Linked DNA regions of Mus musculus: regions 2 and 3 are each linked to region 1. A link is a loop called in an ENCODE intact Hi-C map of the cell type or tissue named here. Cell type or tissue: heart. All regions are shown on one strand.

Evidence for each region. A loop is a pair of places that touch in the nucleus more often than their neighbours do. Peaks named below come from ENCODE experiments on the same cell type or tissue, not always from the same donor. Only the 100,000 strongest peaks of a DNase experiment are listed, where the experiment ranks them.
Region 2: it touches region 1 in a loop (7-fold over the local background); 7 of 42 quality-filtered maps call a loop at or near these places.
Region 3: it touches region 1 in a loop (6-fold over the local background); 8 of 42 quality-filtered maps call a loop at or near these places.

The regions. Positions count from the first base shown.
Region 1 is chr7:13,275,301-13,283,300 of GRCm38, reverse strand. Zswim9 (zinc finger SWIM-type containing 9) reads left to right here and starts at 4,580. Exons shown (of 5, transcript NM_177312.4): 1 at 4,580-4,657; 2 at 5,873-6,155. The coding sequence starts at 5,881. Lig1 (ligase I, DNA, ATP-dependent) reads right to left here and starts at 4,475. Exons shown (of 29, transcript NM_010715.3): 1 at 4,342-4,475; 2 at 3,080-3,153; 3 at 759-848. The coding sequence starts at 3,096. In heart, no CTCF peak of the experiment used is centred here; DNase peaks (open chromatin) are centred at 4,080, 4,720 and 4,780; H3K4me3 peaks cover 1,530 bases; H3K27ac peaks cover 1,193 bases.
Region 2 is chr7:12,474,585-12,482,584 of GRCm38, reverse strand. Zfp606 (zinc finger protein 606) reads right to left here and starts at 4,280. Exons shown (of 7, transcript NM_026112.4): 1 at 3,879-4,280; 2 at 2,839-2,921; 3 at 2,094-2,150; 4 at 1,559-1,650. The coding sequence starts at 2,869. In heart, a CTCF peak has its summit at 4,330; DNase peaks (open chromatin) are centred at 4,054 and 4,304; H3K4me3 peaks cover 1,790 bases; H3K27ac peaks cover 1,542 bases.
Region 3 is chr7:12,878,174-12,886,173 of GRCm38, reverse strand. It overlaps Zfp128 (zinc finger protein 128), which reads right to left and starts at 4,996. Exons shown (of 4, transcript NM_153802.4): 1 at 4,814-4,996; 2 at 1,405-1,531; 3 at 1,056-1,151. The coding sequence starts at 4,879. In heart, CTCF peaks have their summits at 1,023 (motif pointing right) and 4,992; a DNase peak (open chromatin) is centred at 5,053; H3K4me3 peaks cover 1,712 bases; H3K27ac peaks cover 1,014 bases.

The DNA of each region.
Region 1 (8,000 bases):
CCTCTATGCTATAATGTTAACAACAGCAAGCTGATGAACAATAGCATATAAAATATACAGCATGACCTGAGTACATCACAGAAAAGAAGCATGCATTCTCATGCACCTGCACACTGACCTACTCCAACATTTATAGCTTGACTACTGCATGTGCGGAGGGAGTGCCTTCCTGCAGTAAGCAGTGTTGGCCGGGCAGTGGTGGCACCGGCATTTAATCCCAGCATAGGGAGGCAAAGGCAAGCGGGCCTCTGTGAATTTGAGACCAGCCTCGTCTACAGATTGAGTTGCAGGATAGCCAGGCCACACAAAGAAACCCTGTGTAAAGGCACATCTGTTTACTCATTGACCCAATGCAGAAAGCCTATCAGATATTAGGTACCTTTTTACTCCCGAGGAAGCTGGAACAAAGGAAGTAAAGTTTCCTGCTCAGCATCTCAATTTGGAAATTATGAACCAAATGTATATTCACATCCATACACTGGCCCAAGGGTGATCATGTTACCCAAACAAGGCCACCCAGCATCTTCCTGAGAATGTATCAATCAAAATGTGGCCAACATCGCTACCCAATGGAGAGTCTGGTCTAGAATAAATGCAAAGCATGTGCAAACAGAACCCTGACAAGAATTCTGTTGGCTGTCTGCTATCTAAATTAAGTATCATTTTGAGGCCTGATACATCTGAAGTAGGTTTTTAACACATGCAGACAAAATAATTTTGACTGTTAAAGGCATATGCTGTCCTCGTCCCTTACATACTTTGGAGGGGGTTCCTTCTCTCTGATGCTGCTGGGTGTCTCCTTCTCTGGCTTCTTCGCTTTACCTTCTTTTGTGGGTTGAAAAAATGACCTGGAGGAACACAAGGGGTCGAGTCATTAATAGCACTGATGCTCTGCACACCTGGACGACACCTGAAGCTCCAGGTACCAGCCATGCATATTCCTCTACCTTTGTATAACTTTTAGGAGTGTTGGGGGGGGGGGGAGACAATGGTATGGATTTAGTAGTTCAGTGGTAGAGGGCTCCCCTAGCATGGACAAAGACCCTGGATTTTATTCTATTCTGGACTCTTGGGGGCAGGACAGGAGTTGGGGGTGGGGTGTAAAAGGCAAGAAAAGAAAATAAGAGAGCAAAAAGCATATAAACAAGAGTTGTTATCTCAGGACAGACCATACTCAGTTTTCCATCACATGAGTGCCTGGGGATTTGTGCTTCCCAGGTATCTAGTAGGGTAGATGATAAGGTCTGAGTCTACTAGTATCTCTTCCCTCCTTTATCTGATACACCCTTCTTTCTCTTAGTACATGAGTGACCAACACTTATACCTATGATACACAGACACATAACCCAAGCCTTAAAAATTAGTACAGTGCACTGCACACCTGTAGCCACCATGATTGTCCCAAGCCAAAATTTGACTATAAATAGCTCTGGGTCAGAAAGGAGAGAGAAGGATGGCCAGGAACCAGACTGGACAGCCCAGAGACCCAGGATAGAACTGAACACAACTGGCAGACAAAAATGTCAACGAAATGATTCATAATGATATTCTGCTATACTCAGATTTATGCCTAGCCCAATTATCATCAGAGGCTTCATGTAGCAGGAGCAGATGCAGAGACAAACATTAGGTGGAGCCAGGAGAACCCCACAGAAGATGGGGAGGAAGAACTATAGGAGCCATTAGGGTAAATGACACCAGGAAAACACAGCCCACAGAATCGACCAAGCAGAGGTCATAGGGGCTCATAGAAACTGCAGCCGCAATTACAGACTCTGTATGGTTCTGGGCTAAGTCCTCTGTATATAGGTTATGACTGTGTAGCTTGGTATTCTTGTGAGACTCCTAAAAGTAGGACGGGGCATCTCTCTTTTGCCTGCTCTTGGGACCCTTTTCCTCCTAGTAGTTTATTTTATCCAACCTTGATATGAGGGTTTGTGCCCAGACTTATTGTAACTTGTTATGCCAACTTGGCTAATAACCCTGGGAGGCTTGCCCTTTTTCTGAAAGAAAATGGAAGAGGAGTAAATTGAGAGGAGGGGCTAGAAGGAGTAAAGGGGGGTATTCAGAAAGGATGTAATCTATGAGAGAATATGAGAGAAAAATAAAAATAAATAAAAAATAGAGAGAGAGGTACCCTGGAAGTGCTAATCTTGGGAGAGCCAGACTGAGAGTAACATCAAAGGAAACACAGCTGACCATAGAGAGATAGACCAGGCAACATTTTGGTAGATGGATCTAACCAAGCCTACAACTATGGAAACCAAGTGCCTTCCTCTTTCACATTCTTAAACATGAAACATCGCATTAGTACACAGGCTATGAACTAGCACTGAGGCTGTCCAGCGCACTGAGGGAGGTTTAGTGCATGTCTAACTTCTGTCCGCTAGATATCAAAAGCAGATTACAGAACCCCTAAACTGTCAGAACCAAAAATGTCTCCAATCATTGCCACGTTTCCAGGGGGCAAAACTGATGACTGAAAACTACTACATTAGGGATCCACAGCCTGCAATTAATTAACTAATTAATTAATTTTTCCCATTTTCTAGACTACTCAACACTAGGAAATTTCAACTTCAGGTCTCCCTCAAGGTCTTCTCAGAAAAGGCAGCTATGAAGCAGAAAACCCAGGGTTTTAGAGAATGAATTATGTGGACACTCCCTCTTGCAAGGAAGAGGGATGGCAAGAATCAGGAAGCTCAAAACACTGAAGAGGCTCAGAAAGTTGTAAGACTCACTAGCCCCTCCCCAAGGTTTACATAAGTAGTTCAGCAATTGCTGAGGGTGAGGGGTCTCTTCAGTGGAATTGCCTGCAGGTTGAGCAGATAGCTCCAGGGATGCAACTTTCAGAAGTCATCACCCATGCTGAAGTGAGCTTAGGAGTGATGTAGTTGCCTCTGATGCATCAGCTTTCCTATAGGTAACACCATATAACTCAATTGTTTTACTAAGCTAAATTTTGGTGGAATCATTTCTTTGGCTTGTCATCAATGCCCTTATCTGGGGTGAATGTTAGCTCTCATTTTCCCAGGAAACATCACAACACAAAGTGCCTTGAGCATGGCAGGGGCCTTACATAATACTTCTCTGCATGTTGGCAGCAGAAGTCTCTCCTTTCCTCTCTTGCTCTTTTTTTCTCATCAGTTGTACCTGAAAAAGAAATCCAAAGACCAGCTAAGGATATTGGCTGTGCCAGAGACTAAGACTTGGGGGAAAGGGGAACACAACTCTTAAGGAAATAAAAGAACAAGTGTATTCAGGGACTGCCGAGACGGCTCAGTGGGTAAGAGTGCCTGCTGTTAAAAAGAGAGAGAGAACATGAGTTTGAATCTCCAGCACCCATGTTATAATAATAATAATAATAATAATGTCAGGCAGGCATGGTTGTACATGCCTGTAAACCCAGCATTATGGGATAGATACAGGTGGATCTATCTTAATGGTGACTGCTCTCCATAGAATGAGAAAATTTTACTGACATTTATTTTTTTTCACATTTTTATTCTTTGAGAGTTAAGTTTCGTTATCTGCCCCCTTCCCCTTTATATTACTGAAGATAGAACCCAGGCAGGGTCTGTTGCTGCTAGGAAAACACTGTACCACTAAGCTATATCTGAAGCCTTCCTTGGCTGCCAAATGCCAAAGGCCAGCTTCCCTTTCCAAATGTCCATCCTCACCCTGACAACTTCCCTCTGTCCTCCCTGTTCAAGTTTCTCTGCCTCTTCAACTCCATATACACTAAGCAACAAGACCTGACCCTCCCCTAAGTGTCTGCAGATCTCCAGTCTTATCCCATCCGTGCCCCTTCTGGCAGCCAAGCTCACCTTTTCCCTGGCTCCTGACACTCATCGCGCCAAGCTTCTCTAGTCTTCAAATCGGACCACTATCTGACCAATGACGTCACCTTGCTTTCATTACAAGCGTCCCATAACACCAAGCATCCCACACCGATTGATAGCAGGCGTCCAGGGTGAAACACCACACTCAAGCCTTCCTTTCCGGCCCCAGGCCGCCCCTCTTCTCTTGGCGCCACTAATTCTGATGGCCACGCCCACCGCCAGGCTTTCTCCCTAGTCACGCCCTTCCAAGCCGCCACCAGTCCTCCGCAGACACCAAAACTCCTGCGGCCTTGGTCAACCAGTCAATCAGTCAGCCAGTCAGCCAGTGGCTCTCCCTGTACACGGCTCCTTGCTGCCCTCTCTCCTGCGCCCTCGGTCGCCGCGACGTCCCCATTCCCGTTCCGCTGGCCGCACCCGGAACCTGCAAAGCTCACTGGCGACAAGCGCTCGGCACTCTCGCCGACCCCAGCCCCAAGCCCGTGCCCACGTCCCCACTTGCCTCTCCAAATCACTTTGCCGGACGCCGCCACACTCGCTCACTCGCTCGCTCGCTCGCTCAGAGACGCAAACCCGAAATCCCCAAATTCGCGCCACACAGATTTCGCGCGCACTTTGGCGGGAGGGGGCGGAGACGAGCAAGGGCGGGGGCCTGCGAGTAGCGCGTGCCGCAACTATCGCCCGGAGGCTGCTGGGAGTTGTAGTCTCTAGAGCGTGAGGCAGCCTAGAAATGGGACAGAGTGGGGAGAGGGAGGGGCGCTGTCCCGCACAGCATGCTGGGAAGCGGCCCCAAGCCTGTCCTCCCTGTGGATGAGCCGGTGAGCCTGCGAGGTCGTAAGGGTGACAGTCGGGGAGAAGAGAAGGGTTGGTGGAAAGCCACCTTGCCAGGCACTAGGGGAAGAAAGGCGGGATACCGCGCGGGGCATCCCGGGAGCAAGGGCCGGGCTGGGCTTGGGCGCGAGGCATTGTGGGAGGTGGACGCCGCTTTGGGTTGGGTAGGTGAGTTGAGGGGGAGGGGGCCGGAAGGGTGCACAGCTTTAGGAGTGGAGAAGCACCGCTATGTGGGATGGTCAGGCCGGGAGGAGCAGCGGAGAGACAGGTTGAGAGAGTCTCGAGAGGTGGGAACTGGATAAAAGGGGCTGTGCAAGGGACAAGAGGCTCAGCGGGACGTGGGGGCCCGGGGGAGCATTAGTAGTGAAGAAGCCCATCTGAGGACAAGGCGCCGTGTCCAAAACGAAGATACACATTGAGAATAGTAGCAATTTCTGGGAAGAGGGGACTGCAACTTGGCCCAGGAGGAGAATAAGTCTTAGGAGTATGGACCAAAGATGACTATTGGTGACACTTCTGAGTTGAATTTGCCACAAGTGGGCCACACCCCTGTAGGCGAATGATCCCTGACTGGACATGGGCAGCACATCTGGAGATAAGAGCATCTCTGGGAAGCAAAAAACACAGATCAAAGTAGCAGTTCAAGGCAGTCATATCTGAGGGGCAACAGCTGCACATTTGATACACCTAGGGAGAAGAAAGGTGTATGAGGATTATGACTGGGATGAGAGATTCATGCCTTAGCTATGAGAGTAGATATGAGTTACACTCAAATGTAGACTTGTGGGAAAGGGAGCTACAGATGAATGGGACTACTAGATATTATCACCAGGCATAGGACTCACATCTGGAAGAAGGAGAAATCTTAGCAAGAAGCTGGGAATACATTTGCAAAGATGCTCACAGCTGAGCTAAAGGCAAGATATGTAGAACTGATTCCATTTGTACCTAGAGGTCACATCTAAGGCAACTGGAACTAGGATTGAAATTGATTAAATGCCAACTGAATCTGGGAAGGCAACAGGTGAACCACAAAAATGGGATGGAGATTCCTATCTGGAAAGCAAACAATGAAACCACTTTGATTTGTCTGAGACGTACCTGAGGCAGCAGTAGCTGATAAGACAGTCTGATGATGAAATTGTGGTAACCCAGGTGGAGATGGGTCTGATGTCCAGCTCTTCTCCCCACTTCTACTCAAGGTCCCAGGATGGAGCTGACAGAGCCCTTACCGAGCGCAGCCGTGCAGAAGGAGGAACAGGAATTGTTGGATCGAACTTTCTTCTCTTGGGCTGAGTTCAGCCGCTTCTTCGACAAGTGGTGCCAGCAGCGACTGGTAGTCTTCTCGGTGAAGAGCTCCACACGTGTGGCACGAAGCCCCTGGGCCAACACGCCCCCACTCTACAGGCTTATCCACGTGCTCAAGTACAGCTACGTGCTGCTGGTGTGCAAGGATGTGCGCATGCCCAACAAGTCCACAGCGTGGTGCGTGAGCCTGAGCTGTGACCCTACAGGGGGAGGGGAGCAAGGGGTGAGCCAAACAGCTTCCAACCCACAGGTTTAATACCAGGGAGAGAAGCCCACTGATTCTGCCAAGTACAGAAAAGCCAGGCAGGACAGATTCAAGGAAGGATACTTACTGAGATGGAGTCTGAGCCAGGAAATAAATAAGACTCAATACAAAACAACCCAGACTTGATATACAGGGTTTAGTAGAGGCCATTGTAGAGAGTGAGAGGCATACTGAAACAAGCCAAAAGACAGGGGAGAATTGATTGTCCCCCAAATACCAGAGCCAGCTAGCGAAGTTGGTGGGCCAGGTCTTGCACATCTACAAAAAGCAGCCTGGAAGACTGAACTGTGAAGAAAGCCATAAGAAAGGAAGATATCTCCAGTCAGTGTAGAACCAGATCCTGTTCTGGGAGCTGGGGTTATTTTAGATTAAAATCTACCCATCTGGAACTTTCTGACTGACCAGAAGATTCGTGTTAAGAGTAAGTTTGTAGGTAGTTCCTGGCAAATGGGTAGTACCACCAAAGGGTTGGTAGATAGTTAAAAGAGAGCCACTTGGGACTAAGGAAGTCTTCCTTGAATATAGGACATGACAAAACCATGCTTCTATGTAGCAAATGGTCAGCTGCTGGAATTCCTTTAAGAGTTCTAGTTTCTGCCTTAATCTACTATTTACTGCATCATGCTCAGAGCTCCGCTGTTCTGTCCTGCCTCTCTAGTGGTCCCTGTGTATGTCTGAGAGAAAGTTTGAGAACTTTAGTTTGAAGCCATGGATAAGAGCAGAGTACTTAAGAATACAGGCTATGCCTTTGAGCTGCCAGATTCCAGCCCTACCGCTTACTGGAATAGGATACCATTGGGCAATGGGTTTCACACCTCAAACCTCAGCTTTCGCATCCCTGATATGGGGCTGTCACATGTATACTTGCTACTGAGGACCACTGTGAGGATATATGAGCATGCATAAGAAAGCATTTTACCCATGTCTGACATCCAGGGCAGCCAATTAAGTGATAGTTGTAGGGGCACAGACTCAGGACTGGTGTCAACCTATAATTATGGTCATGGAGAAGATAACATCACCTTCCTGGGCCTCAGTTTGCACATCTGGGAAGCAAACACAGAAGTATCTGTGTCATAGATTTTGAATAAATGAATTAGAACCTATTAATTATTTGGAAGGGCATCCAACATGGAGTAAGCACTCCATAGCTGTTCTTACCCCAAGTATATCGACATTTGTTGTGGGGGTATGCTCTGGTTCTTTCTTGTTCTTTATTGTAGAAGTGGAGCTTCAGAGGTCTAGCACCAGAGCAACAACTTCAACCATGTGTCCTCACACAACTGTCTAGTGAGTGAGCACTTGCAAAAGAGACAGGCCTAATCCAGAATCTGCCTTTGCTACCAGGACACAATTCAACATTTAACAACCATTTATTGAGTACTTCTTGTGTGCATGCTGGGTGTTTTGAGACCACAGTTGATTATCCCAGCTCTTGAACCACTGAGAATCTAATCTAAGAGACAATGACTAAAAGAATGGAAAGAAGGGAGGAGAAAGCGCAACATAGAGGAAGAAAGAAATTTCAAAGAGCCACATACAGTATTGAGAATCAAGTTGAGAGTGAAGATGGGAGGTGGAGAAAAGGAAAGTGGTCCACTCTACTTAAAATCTTTTTTTTAACATGTATTTATTTTGTGGGGAAAGAGGAGCATGTCACAGTCTAGGTGTGGAGGTCAGAGAACAACTCGAGGGAGTACATTCTGCCCTTTCTCCATGTGGGTACCAGAGATCCAACTCAGCCCCTTATCAGCAAG
Region 2 (8,000 bases), 800 kb after region 1:
AGGAGAAAGCCAACTCTTCAAGCTGTCCTCAGACCACTCTACCCCCGTCCCATCTCCACATGTGCACCCCCACACATATAAAAACAAATATATTTTCAAAATGATTTTAAATTAATAACCCTTAAAACGTGCCAAGTTGAAGAAGCCAGATTCAAAATGTCATATGTTATGATTCCATTTAAATTAAATGCCTAGACCAGGCAAATCCACAGAGTTGGAAATTGACGAGTGGTTTCCAGGGACTGGAAATAGGAAGAAAGGGAGTGACTACTAAGAGATATAAAGAATAAAGAGTTCTTTTTGGGGAGACAGAAATATTCTAGAATGAGAAGCTGGAAGCACCATTTTGTGACTATATTAAAAACCAATGAACTGTACGACTTAAAAGGGTCAACTTTCTAGTCTGTAGATATTATCTCAATAAAGCTATTATATTTTTAAAAGAGAAAAAAAAATGGCTGGATCTGATGAAGAACCTAGATGTGAGGGAGAACAGTGACAGTATTCCCATACCAACACTCCTGTCCTGTGCTCTCTGAGGAGTTACCCAGGGTGCTCTTACACTCCCAGAGCCCTGCTGGACTCCCCGTGGATCTTGCTGATCTTACTCTATCTACTTCCAGCTTCCAGACCCTGATCAGACTGAAGCCTTTGACACCAGCCTGCCTCTCACAGCCTCTCCCCTGCACACACCTTTCCAGACAAATTCTGGATCATGGTGCCTCGTGAAGCCAACAATTCTGAGGTTTGTAGGTTGGCAACAGGAGTGCAGGCCCACCTGGGTTCTTCCTAGACTCTCCTAACTAAAATCAGCCTGAATGCAGATACCAGTCACAGAGTTCACCCCAGATCTTTAACATACCCGTGGAGCTTCAGGCAGGCCAGACAGCTGCTTACCAGGATGTGCCCACCTGATGCATTGCTTTTACCTCTTTGCTTATTAGTCAAGGTAACGTCCCCCTTCACAATTCTGTAACCCCACTGACCTCTATGCAGACTATGTCTCATCTCTCAAGGCATCGGTGGACTGAGCTGTAGCAGAGTTTAGGGCTTCCCTCCACATCTCAGGCTTCTTGTGTCAGAGCATGACTAGACCCAGGCTAACTGTAAAGTCTCATTAACCAAGTGTGCCACCTTAGAAAGTGGACTGTTAGGTCCTCTAGGTAAAGGCTTACACCTGTTCTTGTTCCCAGAGCAAGCATAGAGTATATTAGTATCCAGCCTGAATCTGATTCTGAACACGTAAGTAAGGAGTTTGGGGGAAGGAGTAAGGGTTGACAGCTAAAAATGGCTTTCATTCATCTCTCTCAGAAGAGCTGATGACAGAGATGTGTCTCAGCTCTGTGGAGAGGCAGGGTGACAGCAAAGCTCTGTATCATAGAAAACTGACTGGATTCCCATACCTGCATTCAGGAATCGCTAATTGGCTGACTCCTTGACCTATGCTGACTCCTTGACCTCTTGCTGCTGTAAATTAAGGAACAGTATCAACTAGGGTGGTCAGGGAAAACCCGGGAACACAGTGACCTTTCAAGGAAAAGCAGAAGTTCCATCTCACCTCGACTTGGGCTACTGGGAGCCCACCTGTCTTTCTTCCGTCCTCCTCAGCGCTTCCCTCCATGTGCCATGCTGGATCCTGAGGACACAGAGCTGTGAATAGAAAAAGAAGTCATGGAGGCACCACTTCCTAGCAGAAGTTCATCATGTACCCTATGGAAATGAGAAGTACGAGGCCCTGCTGCTGCTCCTACCATCACCAGTAAGGAAGAAAGCTACTTCTTTACCCCACAGATGAAGGAGATGGGTCTTGGAGAAGGTGACATGTGAATCCTCACAGCCTTTCTGGTCTGAGCCCTAAGTCTCTAGACACTAATTCTTGTGTTATCTGTCCTAGAGATGTCATCACCACACCACCCCTACACATACTGTTCTGACCCCTCTTTATTCCAGCTCTGTATTGAGAGCGGGACTACAAGCTCCCGTTCTAAAGAACCACTGGGTCACCAGCTCTGACCTCAGCTATGGCAGATCACTGAAGGAAGACGTTAGTACATGGCACCCGACACAGCTGAGGGTACAGGTTCTTGACTCACCCCAGGAGACAGAAGGCTCAGGAGCTGCCATCCCCCAAGACTGGTCCATGAGGGTACCTACAGAGAAGGATCAGATTATGACTGTGGTACAAAACAGTGACTAAATGTAACACAAGAAAAAAGGAGCATGACAAAGTCCTACACAGAACCCAAGGGCATCTAAAAAACAATCCAACATAAGCTGGATCTGCATAGGAGACACCTGTAGACTGTAGACTATGATCTAACAACAAGGCAATGAAAAACAGAACCCTCTGAATGGCTGAATACGTTTCTGATAAGATGTATCACCACCTAATTCTTAATTTTAAGTAGGATACTGCCTTGATGTCTATGGTGATGAAAACAAAGATAAAACTATCACATATCATTATTAACATTGTTTTAAAAATACAGATTAATATTAATAAGTGAAATACAGTATTAACGGTGAAAAACACAAGAGAACTAAAAACATTTTGACTGTATATATTGTCTTCAAAAGAGTTCTATGAGTTACTAGAATATCTTATAGAGGTCCGTTTTAGAAGCTGACTATCAAATATACAAAACTTACCTTGTTGTTTACGAATACATTTCCTCTTAACGACTACCCTGTTCTAATTTTGTACCAAGACAGCTAGACTGTCTATTATCTCCCAAAGCTGGCAGCCCTTTCTCAGCCCTGACCTACAGTAAGCCTCCTGTAGGGAAAGGTGCAGAGGAAAAAAAAAAAAAAAAAAAAAAAAGCAAGATTTGGACTCACCCCAGGAGGGCCATGGGTTGATGGCAGCCATTCCTGAGGATTAACCAGCCAGGGTCCTGCCCAGGAGCACTGCAAGTATCAGCCTAGAGACAAAGCGAAGAAAAAAAAAAAAAAAAAAAAAGGCAAAATTGGTCCAGTCTCACAAAAAGTCCAGCGAGAACAAAAACAAAGAGAACACATCCACAAAGTTAACAAGACCCCTAAGAAGCATGATAAAAACAAACAAACAAAAAAACCGCGCGCGCACACACACACAAACACACACACACACATTGTGCAGTAAGTGGAGCACAAGTAATACCAGCAATGGGGAGGCAGACAGGAGAATCCCTGGGAATTTCTGACAAGTCAATAGAGTGGAATTAGAAGCTTCCTGGTTCAGAAAGAGACCCTGTCTCAAAGCCAAGATAGAGAGCCACTGAAGAAGATACCTAATACTAACCACATAGTTATCACTGACACAGACACACTTTGGGATAAAGTGTGATCGTCTGCAAAGGTTAAAGCCAAACAACAGCCATCACCACCTGCAAGATCTTCCAGACTCAAGCCCATCGATCCCCTCTCCCCTCCCGTAGTCGCGTCAGAGACAAAAAAAAAAAAAAAAAAAAAAAAAAAAGTCTAGAGTCAGACCCCACAAATGCATGGATTCCGGGTCTTTGTGTGAGGTCCGCAACCGCTTGGTACTGAGTTTGGTACTAAGCACTGGCACACTTACAGAGAGAGACTCAGATACCCTAGGATTTGAGTCAAACAAAGCTCAAGGCAAGCAAGTTGTAAGAATCCTACACCCCCCCCCCCCCCCCCCATAACTCAAGGCAAGCAAGTTGCAAGAACCATGCACGCACACCCTAACGGGACAGCACACACACACCCTCTTGTCACTTCAAATTTAAAAGAACCTGAGCCTTTCCCAAGTCAGGTTTGACGCCCTTTACAGATCTTTGCTTGGAAGGGACCGGTTAAGAGCCTGGCTCTCCTTCAGGGCCTCCGCAACCAGGTCGCTCCAGGCGCTGGTTTCAGCAAGCTTCCCGCCTTACCTGGCTCGCGGCCACTGGCCCTGATTGCACTGCGGCTGAGCTGGCTCGGGGCTGCTGCACCGAGCGTCTGGCTTCTGTCCTGCACCGAGACAACGTCCCAGGCCTGGCCGACTCGGCCCACTAGGGCCGGCCTTTCCCAGTCTGTAGAAACAGCGCACCCAGACCCGGGACCTGGAGGGTCGAGGGCAATGGGGGCACCGAGTCGGCGAGAGAAGAGAAGGCACCCGTTGCACCCCGGCACTGAGCCAGCCCTGGCCGCAGGCGCCGCTTCTCCGTGGCCGTTCCAACGACCTGCCAGGCTCTCCGTGACAACGACATCGGTAGCCCTTCGGTCCGGAATAAGGCCTTACTTTGGCCGCGGACAATGGCGGCCGCACCCCCCAGAGTCGACCAGGACACACCGCGAGGACTATTGGGAGTTGTAGTTTCAAAGAGACGCGCTTCTCGCTGCTACCGGAAGTCGGCCAAGGCCATTTTCAGAGCCTATTCTTCCCAAGTACCGCTCTTGAAGCACCCAGACTCTTAGGTTCCGCTTGTTTCCGAGGCCTAGAAGGGCGGTGGTTCTCTCATTTGCCATCACTCCCCAGGTGATGACAGCAGGATAGTTTGGTAGGCCAGGACCTCAGTTTGAGTCTCAGTAAAATTGCAGCTCAAGCAAGGTAGCTACTTTAAAGTCGGAGCTTGATGAGGGTGAGTGATCTCTAGGAAGCACTTCCCTCAACCTTGACAAAATTGAGAACGTGGTTGTTATTATACCTTTATTTTATTTTTAGACGAAGAACATAATTCTGACTGGCCCCTTGCATATGATTGTTGGAGATTAAATTTCAATGCATGAGTTTTGGAGGTGACAAAAATATACAAACCATAATCTTTATCTTCATTTTTGTTTCCTGATGCCTTTAGATCAAATATGACATGAGAGTTCAAACTTGAACAGAGCCATCAAGTCTTATTTTGGAACGTAAATTCATATCCTGTTTTATACTGACATACTGAATTTTTTGAAACTGGCATTAAGTGATTGAATTTCATAAAATTTACCATCTTTAAAAGACAATAAAGGTTCTTTATTATCAGTCCCTGAAAATGTAAAGTGATAGCTTTGAACTAACTTTTCCCCTTTCCTTTTGTCTCTTGGTCTTAAGAAACGTCAGTTGCAAAAGGCATAGTAACTTGCAGTTTGAGACACTTCTTTGCTAGTATTTCTTGAGCAAATACATGTATCATTACTAAACCCTAAGAAACTGCAAATTTCTTTCTTCCATACAGTTACAAGAACAGAGAGATTTTCTGCACAGACTTAAAATAACAAAGTCAAAGATCTTTAGGTAGTATTAGTATAAAGAAAACAAAACAGGGTGTTTGGATTGAGATTTTGGGGAGAGGCACTCAGAGGTGGCTGGTATCCAAAAGTGATATTGTGTTCAGATCTGAAAGAAAAGAAACCACCTAGTGACTGTATGAGGAAGACATCTTTAAGCATAGAGAACAGCAAGTGTTAAGGCCTCAAAGCCAAATTGGCCTTTTCCTGTTAGAGGAGATTGGAGTCTAGGAGTAGGAGTGAAATGAGATGAGCTTCAGGGTACAGAGGCAGCATCAGGGGGTGGTGCATTAAGGTGGTTTGAGGAAACTGAGGCAAGTCCCATTGTTCTCTAAGTTGTGAACTATGGTTTGAATTTTATTCAGGTAACAAGAGGAAGCCAGTGAAGGACATGTAGAGACCTGATATGAAAATCTAAAGAGTAAGAGACTACCAATGCCAGCTCTATTATACTATACCCAGCAAAACTTTCAATCAGTAGAGATTGAGAAAAAAAGATATTATTTATTATTAGATATTTTCTTCATTTACATTTCAAATGCTATCAAAAAAGTCCCCTATACCCTACCCCCGTCCTGCTCCCCTACCCACTCACTCCCACTTCTTGGCCCTGGCTTTCCCTGTACTGGGGCATATAAAGTTTGCTAGACCAAGGGGCCTCTCTTCCCAATGATAGCCAACTAGGCCATCTTCTGCTACATATGCAGCTAGAGAATGAGTTCTGAGGGTACTGATTACTTCATATTGTTGTTCCACCTATAGGGTTGCAGACCCCTTCAGATCTTGGGTACTTTCTCTAGCTCCTCCATTGGGGGCCCTGTGTTCCATCCTATAGATGACTGTGAGTATCCACTTCTGTATTTGCCAGGCACTGGTAAAGCCTCACAGGAGAGAGCTATATCAGGGTCCTTTCAGCAAAATCTTGCTGGCATATGCAATAGTGTCTGCATTTGGTGGCTGATTATGGGATGGATTCCCGGGTGGGGCAGTCTCTGTATGGTCCATCCTTTCATTTTAGCTTCAAACTTTGTCTTTGCAACTCCTTCCATGGATATTTTATTCCCTATTCTAGGGAGGAATGATGTATTCACAAGTTGGTCTTCCTTCTTGAATTTATTGTGTTTTGGAAGTTGTATCTTGGGTATTCTAGGTTTCTGGGCTAATATCCACTTATCACTGAGTGCATATCAAGTGACTTCTTTTGTGATTGGGTTACCTCACTCACGATGATATCCTCCAGATACATCCATTTGCCCAAGAATTTCATAAATTCATTGTTTTTAATAGCTGAGTAGTACTCCATTGTGTAACTGTACCACATTTTCTGTATCCATTCCTCTGTTTAGGGACATCTGGGTTCTTTCCAGCTTCTGGCTATTATAAATAGGGCCGATATGAACATAGTGGAGCATGTGTCCTTATTACCAGTTGGAACATCTTCTGGGTATATGCCCAGGAGAGGTATTGCTGGATCTACTGGTAGTACTATGTCCAGTTTTCTGGGGGAACCTCCAGACTGACTTCCAGAGTGGTTGTACAAGCTTGCAATCCCACCAGCAATGGAGGAATGTTCCTTTTTCTCCACATCCTCGCCAGCATCTGCTGTCACCTGATTTTTTGATCCTAGCCATTCTGACTGGTGTGAGGTGGTATCTCAGGGTTGTTTTGATTTGCATTACCCTGATGATTAAGGATGTTGAACGTTTTTTCAAGTGCTTCTCAGCCTTTCACTATTCCTCGGTTGAGAATTCTTTGTTTAGCTCTGTACCCCATTTTTAATGGGGTTATTATTAATGGGAAATTTCTGGAGTTCAGCTTCTTGAGCTCTTTGTATATGTTGGATATTAGTCCCCTAGCAGATTTCGGATTGGTAAAAATTCTTTCCCAATCTGTTGGTGACCTTTTTGTCTTATTGACAGTATCTTTTGCCCTACAGAAGCTTTGCAATTTTATGAGGCCCCATTTGATCTTACAGCACAGGCAATTGCTGTTCTGTTTAGGAATTTCCCCCCTGTGCCCATATCTTTGAGGCTTTTCCCCACTTTCTCCTCTATAAATTTCAGTGTCTCTGGTTTTGTGTGGAGTTCTTTGATCAACTTAGACTTGAGCTTTGTACAAGGAGATAAGAATGGATCAATTCACATTCTTCTACATGATAACCACGAGTTGTGCCAGCACCATTTTTTGAAAATGCTGTCTTTCTTCCACTGGATGGTTTTAGCTCCCTTGTCAAAGATCAGGTTACCATAGGTGTGTGGGTTCATTTCTGGATCTTCAGTTCTATTCCACTGATCTACCTGTCTGTTGCTTTAGCAGTACCATGCAATTTTTATCACAAATGCTCTGCACTACAGCTTTAGGTCAGGCATGGTGATTCCCCCAGAGGTTCTTTTATTGCTGAGTGCTATCATAGATTTTTTGTTATTCCAGATGAATTTGCAAATTGCCCTTTCTAACTCGGTGAAGAATTGAATTGGAATTTTGATGGGGATTGCATTGAATCTGTAGATTGCTTTTGGCAGCATACCAATTTTTACTATATTAATCCTGCCAATCCATGAGCATGGGAGATCTTTCCATCTTCTGAGATCTTCTTCAATTTCTTTCTTCAGAGACTTGAAGTTCTTGTCCCCCAGATCTTTCACTTCCTTAGTTAGAGTCACACCAAGGTATTTCATATTATTTGTGAATATTATGAAGGGTGTTGTTTCCTTAATTTCTTTCTCATCCTGTCTATCCTTTGTGTAGAGAAAGGCCACTGATTTGTTTGAGTTAATTTTATATCCAGCTACTGTGCT
Region 3 (8,000 bases), 400 kb after region 1:
GGGAATTGAACCCTGGTCCTTGGCAAGAAAAACAAGAGCTCTTAACAATGAGCCAACCCTTCAGTCCTAGGACAAGTGTTTAATATCTAACTAGAGTCTGTTCTAGTTAGATATTAGACGAATAGAAGGGTATGAGGAACAGGTTTACAGAATCCAGCGTGCAAGAACTGAATGGAAGGCCAGGAAGAGGATGCTGGGAATGCTAATGAGAAAGGGTGTGGCCTAGAAAGTAAGATGCTGCAGAAACACAATCAAGGCAGGACTCTCACTGCTGGAGAGGAAGTGGATGGCTTTTGTGAGCAGAGGGGGGTGAGGCCCCAGTGGACCCTCCAGAAATACAAGACATCTGGCTAACCTGGCAGTCTACGAGAAGTTTGCTCACAGTTTGCTGGCCTTTGGGAGTGTTAGGGGACTTGGATTTGGGGTGGGTTCCCACCATCCTAATTGGTAAGAAAAGTTCACCTGTCTACTTTTATTTCAAGCACCAGAATCATGGTATGCGCTAGACACAGTGTCCCTAGGACAGACTCTCATCCTCCCTGGAGATCATGGTCCCTCATGTACTATCACAGCTCACTGCTGGAGGAACCGAGCACATTCTTGTCTGACTCTAGAGTCTGAAGATCTAGAAACTCATATCTGCTGCCTCTAGACCAGTGGTTCTCAACCTGGGGGTTACATATCAGATGTCCTGCATATCAGATATTTACACTACAAATCATCACAGTAGCAGAATCACAGTTATGGAGCAGCAACGGAAATAATGTTACGGTTGGGGGTCACCACAACATGAGGAACTGTATTAAAGAGTCACGGTGTTAGGAAGGCCGAGAATCACTGCTCTAGACTTTGCCTCCTAAAGCCTTTTTCCTTCACAGATTTTTCTTTGCATCTTTGGCTATAACCAAAGCTTTTAGTCTGATGCTAAGTCCCGTGAAGCTCCTAAAAGAGGAATAGGTTTGAGGGCCATGAAACCATATTCTTCCTAAGTACATCTCTAGTGGCCTCCTGGAATCACCCCCCACTAGGGGGCACCCATTTGGTGGGGTTCTTACCTGGATGGCAGGCCCCGGTGCCTCCTCTGTCTGCCACCCACAGCTCAGCACCTTGTTCCAGCTGGGAGATAACTGCAGGTTTGGGAAGATCAGGACCTGGAAATAGGAAGAGACACAGGAAGTCGGAAGCTGCTCTGGGAAAAACAAGCCCAGGCTGCAGCTCAGGCTCTTGACCATCAGGACATGTGGGTATCTCACAGTCACATGAGGGTTTTGGTCTGTGACAGAAAGGACACAAGAGTGTCCTACAGGGAATGAGGACTCAAGGTTAAGTTAGAGCTCCATGTTAGAGGCCCACCATCATGACTCAGGAAGATTCCACCACTATAGCTAGGGAAGCAGAACTTACCCACAGAGAGAAGGTGCCCAAAGGTCTCCAGCATCACATCACGATACAGAGTCCTCTGGGTAGGGTCCAGCTGCCCCCACTCCTCTTGGGTAAAGTCCACAGCCACATCTCGGAAAGTCACTGGCTCCTGAAACATTTCCAGGCAACCTCGATTAGTTGGACCATCTAACTCTGTGGTAGAGGAAACAGGCAGGCAGGGGTCTTGACAAACTGTACACTCTGACTGATGTGCCTCAGCCCTCACTGGGAGCCTACTGGAGCACTATGGGGTAGGCATGGGCTACCATGACAACATATGAGAGCACTTGGCAGGATCAACAAAGCCAGACACAGCTGACCTATGACTGATCAGACAGACTAGACATGCAGGTTTATGACATATAGAAATGGCTAGAAGGGCTGGCGAGATGGCTCAGCGGTCAGGAGCACCGACTACTCTTCCAAAGGTCCTGAGTTCAAATCCCAGCAACCACATGGTGGCTCACAACCACCTGTAAAGAGATCTGACTCCCTCTTCTGGTGTGTCTGAAGTCAGCTACAGTGTACTTATGTATAATAAAAAATAAATCTTAAAAGAAAAAGATATGACTACTAGGTTTTTTGTTTTTGAGTATGTTTATGAGTGTTTGTGTGTATGCATGTCTGTATAGAGGCCAGAAGGCAACCTCAGGTGATCAGATCTTTGTCTTCTACACATTCTTCTATTGATGACCAGGCCACATCAGCATTATTTGTTATTTGATCACCAGGTCCCATCTCTGCCCCCTCCCTCTTTTTAACCTACTATCTTCGCTCAGCTTTCAGTATCTTACCCAATGTTCAAGAGGTTCTTTCCAACCCTATACCAGTCCTTCTCAACACCTTTCCCCGATTTTCCATTTTGTGTGTGGTGCTAGGACGTCCCACATGCTAGGCAAGCACTCTTCACACTGAGCTACACCACCAGTCCCTAAAACAGTGCTTCTTAAGATGTGGGTTGCAGCCGGGCAGTGGTGGCGCATATCTTTAATCCCAGCACTTGGGAGGCAGAGGCAGGCAGATTTCTGAGTTTGAGGCCAGCCTGGTCTACAAAGTGAGTTCCAGGACAGCCAGAGCTATACAGAGAAATCATGTCTCGAAACCCCCCCCCAAAAAAAAGATGTGGGTTGCAACTCCTTTGGGGGTTGCATATCAGATATCCTGCATATCAGATATTTACATTACGATTCACAACAGTAGCAAAATTATAGTCATGAAGTAGCAACAAAATAATTTTGTGGTTGGGGGTCCCCACAGTATGACGAACTGTATTAAAGGGTCACAGCATTGAGAACCACTGCTCTGGACACTTGAATGGCTTCTTGTCACTTTTCAATAAAGGCTGATCACTCTCCCAAAGATATCCAGGTACCTGCTCCTGAAACTTATGAATATTACAATAGTAACATAGACTTTGCCGATATGATAAAGACGACAAAACAGGCACATGTCCTGAGTTATCTGGGTGGCCTCTAAATGCAACCACACATTTAGGAGATAGGCGTGAGACTTGAGAAGTTGGAAAGTAATGTGATCACCTAAGCGAGATGCTACATTGCTGCTCTAAGGCTAGATAAAAGGCCACAAGGCAAGGAGTGCCGGGGCTACAGCTCTTATAGTTGGAAAAGCAGAGAACATCCCCTAGAACTTGGTGGAAGTATGGCTCTGCTTAGTTTAGTGGTGCTCATTTCTGACTTCTCATCTCTAGACTGTGTCCCCCCCACCCTCCCCGCACCTTTTTTTTTTTTTTTAATTCTGAGAGAGGGTCCAGCCTGGCTTTGAATTTATCATCTTCCTGCCTCAGTCACTCATGTTGCTGGATTATATGCATGCGTCACCACTCTTGGCTTACAATGTACATTGTCTTTTGCCACACATTTTGTAAATACTTGCTACAGCAACCACAAGAAACTAATGTACTAGACCTCTAGGGTCTCCTTATTTGGTCCTTGCTCCTGTGGAGGCTAGTCTCCAAAATGGCCCCTTAGTAACCCCCCCTCCCCTCCCCACCCCCGATCTGCATGCAACCATGCTGACTTCTATAACTGATAGGATACTGTGGAAATGACAGCATAAAGTCTGAGCTGAGGTCACAGGTGACAACACAGCTTCTACCTTGCCATCTTCTGGATCACACCACTCTATAGGAAACTTCACTTTACACAGTGAGACCTAAGTGCTTCATAGCAAGGCCTACAAGGAGAAACACTGAGTTCTCCTGCCAACAGCATGTGAATGAACTATCTTGACAGTGGGTCTTCTAGGCTCTGATAAGTCTCAAGTAATAACTGTTGGACTGTCATTTTGAATATAACTTTAAGAGCCTAGGGTAGATCCATAAACTAAGTCACTCTTGATTTCCTACCCCATCAGAAACCATGAAGTAGTGTTTATTTCAGGTCTCACTACGTTTTGTGTGTACTACCTGAAACACGACAACAGATTGATTAAACACACCTCTTTTCCCGCCCGTCTCATCGCTTACTCCTTGACAAACTGTCAGCCTCATGACGGTTACCTGAGACTTGACTGGGGCTGGCGAATCCACCTTCACTATGGCTCATTCATATAGCTGTTGATAGGCCTCAGTTCTCAGTTCTACACTCTGGTCACATTTCATGAAAAACTGAGATGACATGAATCTGATCATTTGCAATCTAAGACTATCATAAGCTTACTTTTCACACCAAATGTAATTAACGCAAATTTCCCCCAAGCAAACCAAATACCCACCTCCTGACCTCCAGAGCATAATTTCAAAGTTGCAGAACTTATGTATGAAATGGTCTTGGCTTCTGCTAGGTGAACTACGGTGAACAGAATAAGCAATTTGTCTACAAGTGCAGACTTTGATGATCAGGAGCTAGACAAACACTGATAGCCACACCTACCAGTTTTCCCAAGGCCCAGAAGGGCGTGACCCTTACTAGTTACTTCTGTTTTCCTAACTTGGTACCTCTGCCCCGTGAAGTTATGCCTTACTTGCAAAATAGGGGTCATGGTGCGGAGGTTCCCTTAAAAGTCGGTTGATTCTGCGCCTTAGGACATGTTTTGAGGACCGTACCCGCAATGTGGTTGCTCTGTAATGCTAGCCAGTCACCTGTCATCTCCGAGAACCGTCTTTCGGGATAAATGGGAGGGCGTTGGCCAGAGTGGGATCGAACCCCTGAGCAGAGCCTGTCAGTCCTCAGGGAAATGACCACCCTCCTCCCCTCCACCCCATGGCACGCAGACAGGAGGCTGAAGCATGCACACAGAGGGAACTAGATTTGGACCCAGGCTCGGAGGCTGAGCCACAGCGCTTGTTTCTCTTGTGGAAAAAGCGCCGCGGGTTACAGGTCACTCTGTCGGGGACAGCAGGACTCGGAGTCCAATCTGTCCTTTTTGTTACCTGAAGTTGTGTTGCTTGCGGCCGCGAGGCCATTGCCACTGTTGCTGCTTTGTCCTGGTGGTCCATTCCAGGCCAACAGGTTAGCCACAGACGTCCAAGGACACCCTAATTTTAAACTCAGCCCCGTCCTGGGGACCACCCGACTGGCCTCCCGCTGGACAATGGCGGCAGCGCCAGGGACACTGAGACTACAATTCCCAGAAGGCCACGCGCCGAGACGCAGCACTTAACCAATGGAAGCTAGCGCCAGCCCAACGTTGACCAATCGGGGAAGGCCTGGCCTCTGGTCTAAGGGAGTGCAACCACTCACAGGTCTTGTTTAAGGATCAGGTCTGGGTACCAGCAGAGGTCAGCTTACATTCCGTTACCTGCGGGTGCGGGCATCACTTGGGCTTCGAGTTGCCTGGAAAATAATCCTCCCGCCCTGACGGCTGAGTTCAGGGCATATATGCATCTGCACCGTGAGTTGGGCGCGCAGCGGCAAGGTCTTGGTGTTAGAATTGGTCAATCTGACCTGCTGCTGGAATTTTTTGTTTTGTTGGTTTTTTTGTTTTGTTTTGTTTTTTGGTTTTTTGGTTTTTCGAGACAGGGTTTCTTCTCTGTATAGCCCTGGCTGTCCTGGAACTCACTTTGTAGACCAGACTGGCCTCGAACTCAGAAATCTGCCTGCCTCTGCCTCCTGAGTGCTGGGATTAAAGGCGTGCACCACCACACCCGGCTGCCCGGCAGGCAGATTTCTGATTCCTGCCCAGTCTGGTGTACAGAGTGAGTTCCAGGACAGCCAGGGCTACAAAACCCTGCCTTGAAAAGGGAAAGAAAGAAGGAAAGAGAGAAAGAGGAAAAGAGAGAAAGGAAGGAAAGAAGGAAGGAAAGAAGGAAGGAAACAATGGGCTTTTGCTAGTTTTCACTAGGTTGATGATGTAATAGAAAAAGACCAAAAATACACTATACCCTTAAAGAGACAGAGACTATCAGGTGTAGAACAGCAGGCTCTGCCCTTCCTCCACTATCCCCACTCCCCAGTACTGGATATTGAACCTAGGTCTTTATGCAAGAGTGGTAAGTGCTCTAATACAGAGCTGCAGTCCAGCAAACAGCAGGTCCTTTTATTCTCATCCTCCCTTCTCTGTCTCTCCCTCCTTTCAGCCTAGTAGTTTCCTTTGTTCTCTCCTGGCATCTTCCTCACCAGTCTGACAATGACAGTAGTGTCATAACTGGTGCTCTGGGTCTGGGCTGGGCATTTCTAGGTTCTTGGCCTCTTTTCCAAAGAATTGAATTTAAGAGCTTACAGAAAAAAAGTAAGATAATGTTATTTGAGTAAAAGTGAAATTACATATTATGTAGGTATGCTATTAAAGATTGACAATGAGTTATGGGAGTGAAGATTCTCAGTGTCCAGATTATTGCTCAGGGCTTCCTTTTATAGGGTTCAGGAGAAGGGGGTGCTGATTACTAGATATGTAGTTTGGGTGGTTCTCTACTCTGATTGATAGAGTAAGTCATATATTCGTTTTCTCTACTGTGCATGTCCTTTTTATAATGCATCTGATTTTAAACATAAGTGTGCCCTTATGTATCAGCATAAGGTAAATAGGAGGGTCTCCCTAAAAGTAACAGAGGGCACAGTTTTCCTTTCTTGTGTATGCATCTGAAACTAGGTCAGGCCAGATCAGCTTTTCCATTCTTCATACACAGACAATGCTGAGAATATACTTGAATGGAAACTGTCTAATTTGAACATTGCCAAGGACGGGAAAACTTATACTACTGTTCAGAGATGGAAGTATGGGTAGCCTGATATAGCTAGAAGTTCTGAGGTTACTAGAGGCATTGTTTGGAGAGGTGTGTGTGTGTGTGTATAGTATGTGACACTGAAGGCTCCCAAGTGTGTTACTGCAAGAGGACTGTGTCTTCATAATCTCAAATCAAATAGGGGATGGGGGTCTTAGTGTACTAAACTATCTCCTATGCTCACCTGCCTCAGTTTCAAGCAGTGCAGTGGGTTTGAATGAGATATTTCCCTGTAGTCTCAGGCATTAGAACAGTTGGGGATGATGCTCTTTGGGGTGCAACCATGCTGGAGGAAGTATGACACTGGGACCTGCCGGAATCCTTGCAGTCACCAGAGCCAGCAAAGTAATGATCCACAGGAGGCTAAAGGGTAGCTCAGGCACAACAGGACTAAGTAGTTAGTGTTGGTTCAAACTTTGGAAGTCTGACCCCAAATAGTTTATTTTAGGCATATTTAAGCACAGCACAATTTGGTGAAAACTTTGATGGTGATAAACCTGATCAGGCAGGTTGGGTTTGATGGAGCCACCAGTGTAGAGTTGCTACAGCACCAGTAAAACATGGTGATTGTTAGAAATTGGCTAACAGCCACTCAAGCTATTGGCAGCTTCTCTCAAGTTGTAGCAGCCACTGTAGAAGCTATTCAAAAACCTTTTCAAAAAGGGTCTTATTTTGAATTGGGAAATAAAAGACATTTGAAAAATGAATGCAAAAGTATTCTAGTAATCCTGCCTCTTACCTTTGTCTATGATGTTAAAAAAAAAAAAAAGGAAAACATTAGGCTAAGGAAAGTTGATCCAAATTTGGCAAGTCTTGCGTGCACCTGACTGGCCAGGAAGAACGATGCTGCAACAGGATCCTTCCACACACGTTTATTGGGAGAGCTTGATTGCAGAGTCGAAGTGACCCCAAGCCCAGAACTGGCGCTGCTTATATAGGCCTAGGAGAGGCGTTCTCTCTCACCTGATTGGTTAACTTGTCTCTCATCTGATAGGTTAACTTGTCTCTCATCTGATTGGTTAACTTGTCTCTCATCTGATTGGTTAACTTGTCTCTCATCTGATTGGTTAACTTTGGTTAATTCTCAAAACCTCATCTTGGCAAAAGAACCTTTACTGCCTATGTATGTGTGGTGGCCAGCAGTAGCCAACTGCCACTCTGCAACTGCCACTCTGCAACTGCCACTCTGTAACTGCCACTCTGCAATGGCTTCCCACAGACAAGGATAGTAAATCTTAAAGCTCTCAAGGGAGCAACACTCAACCCTAGGAATGAGGGAGAAATTGACCCAGATAACCAGGCTCAAAACTCAATATCTAGTCATTCAGGAGGATCAGCAGGATCTAATGCAGTAGGGATAAATTCCTTAGTTTTATAGATAAGATTGTTATCAGAA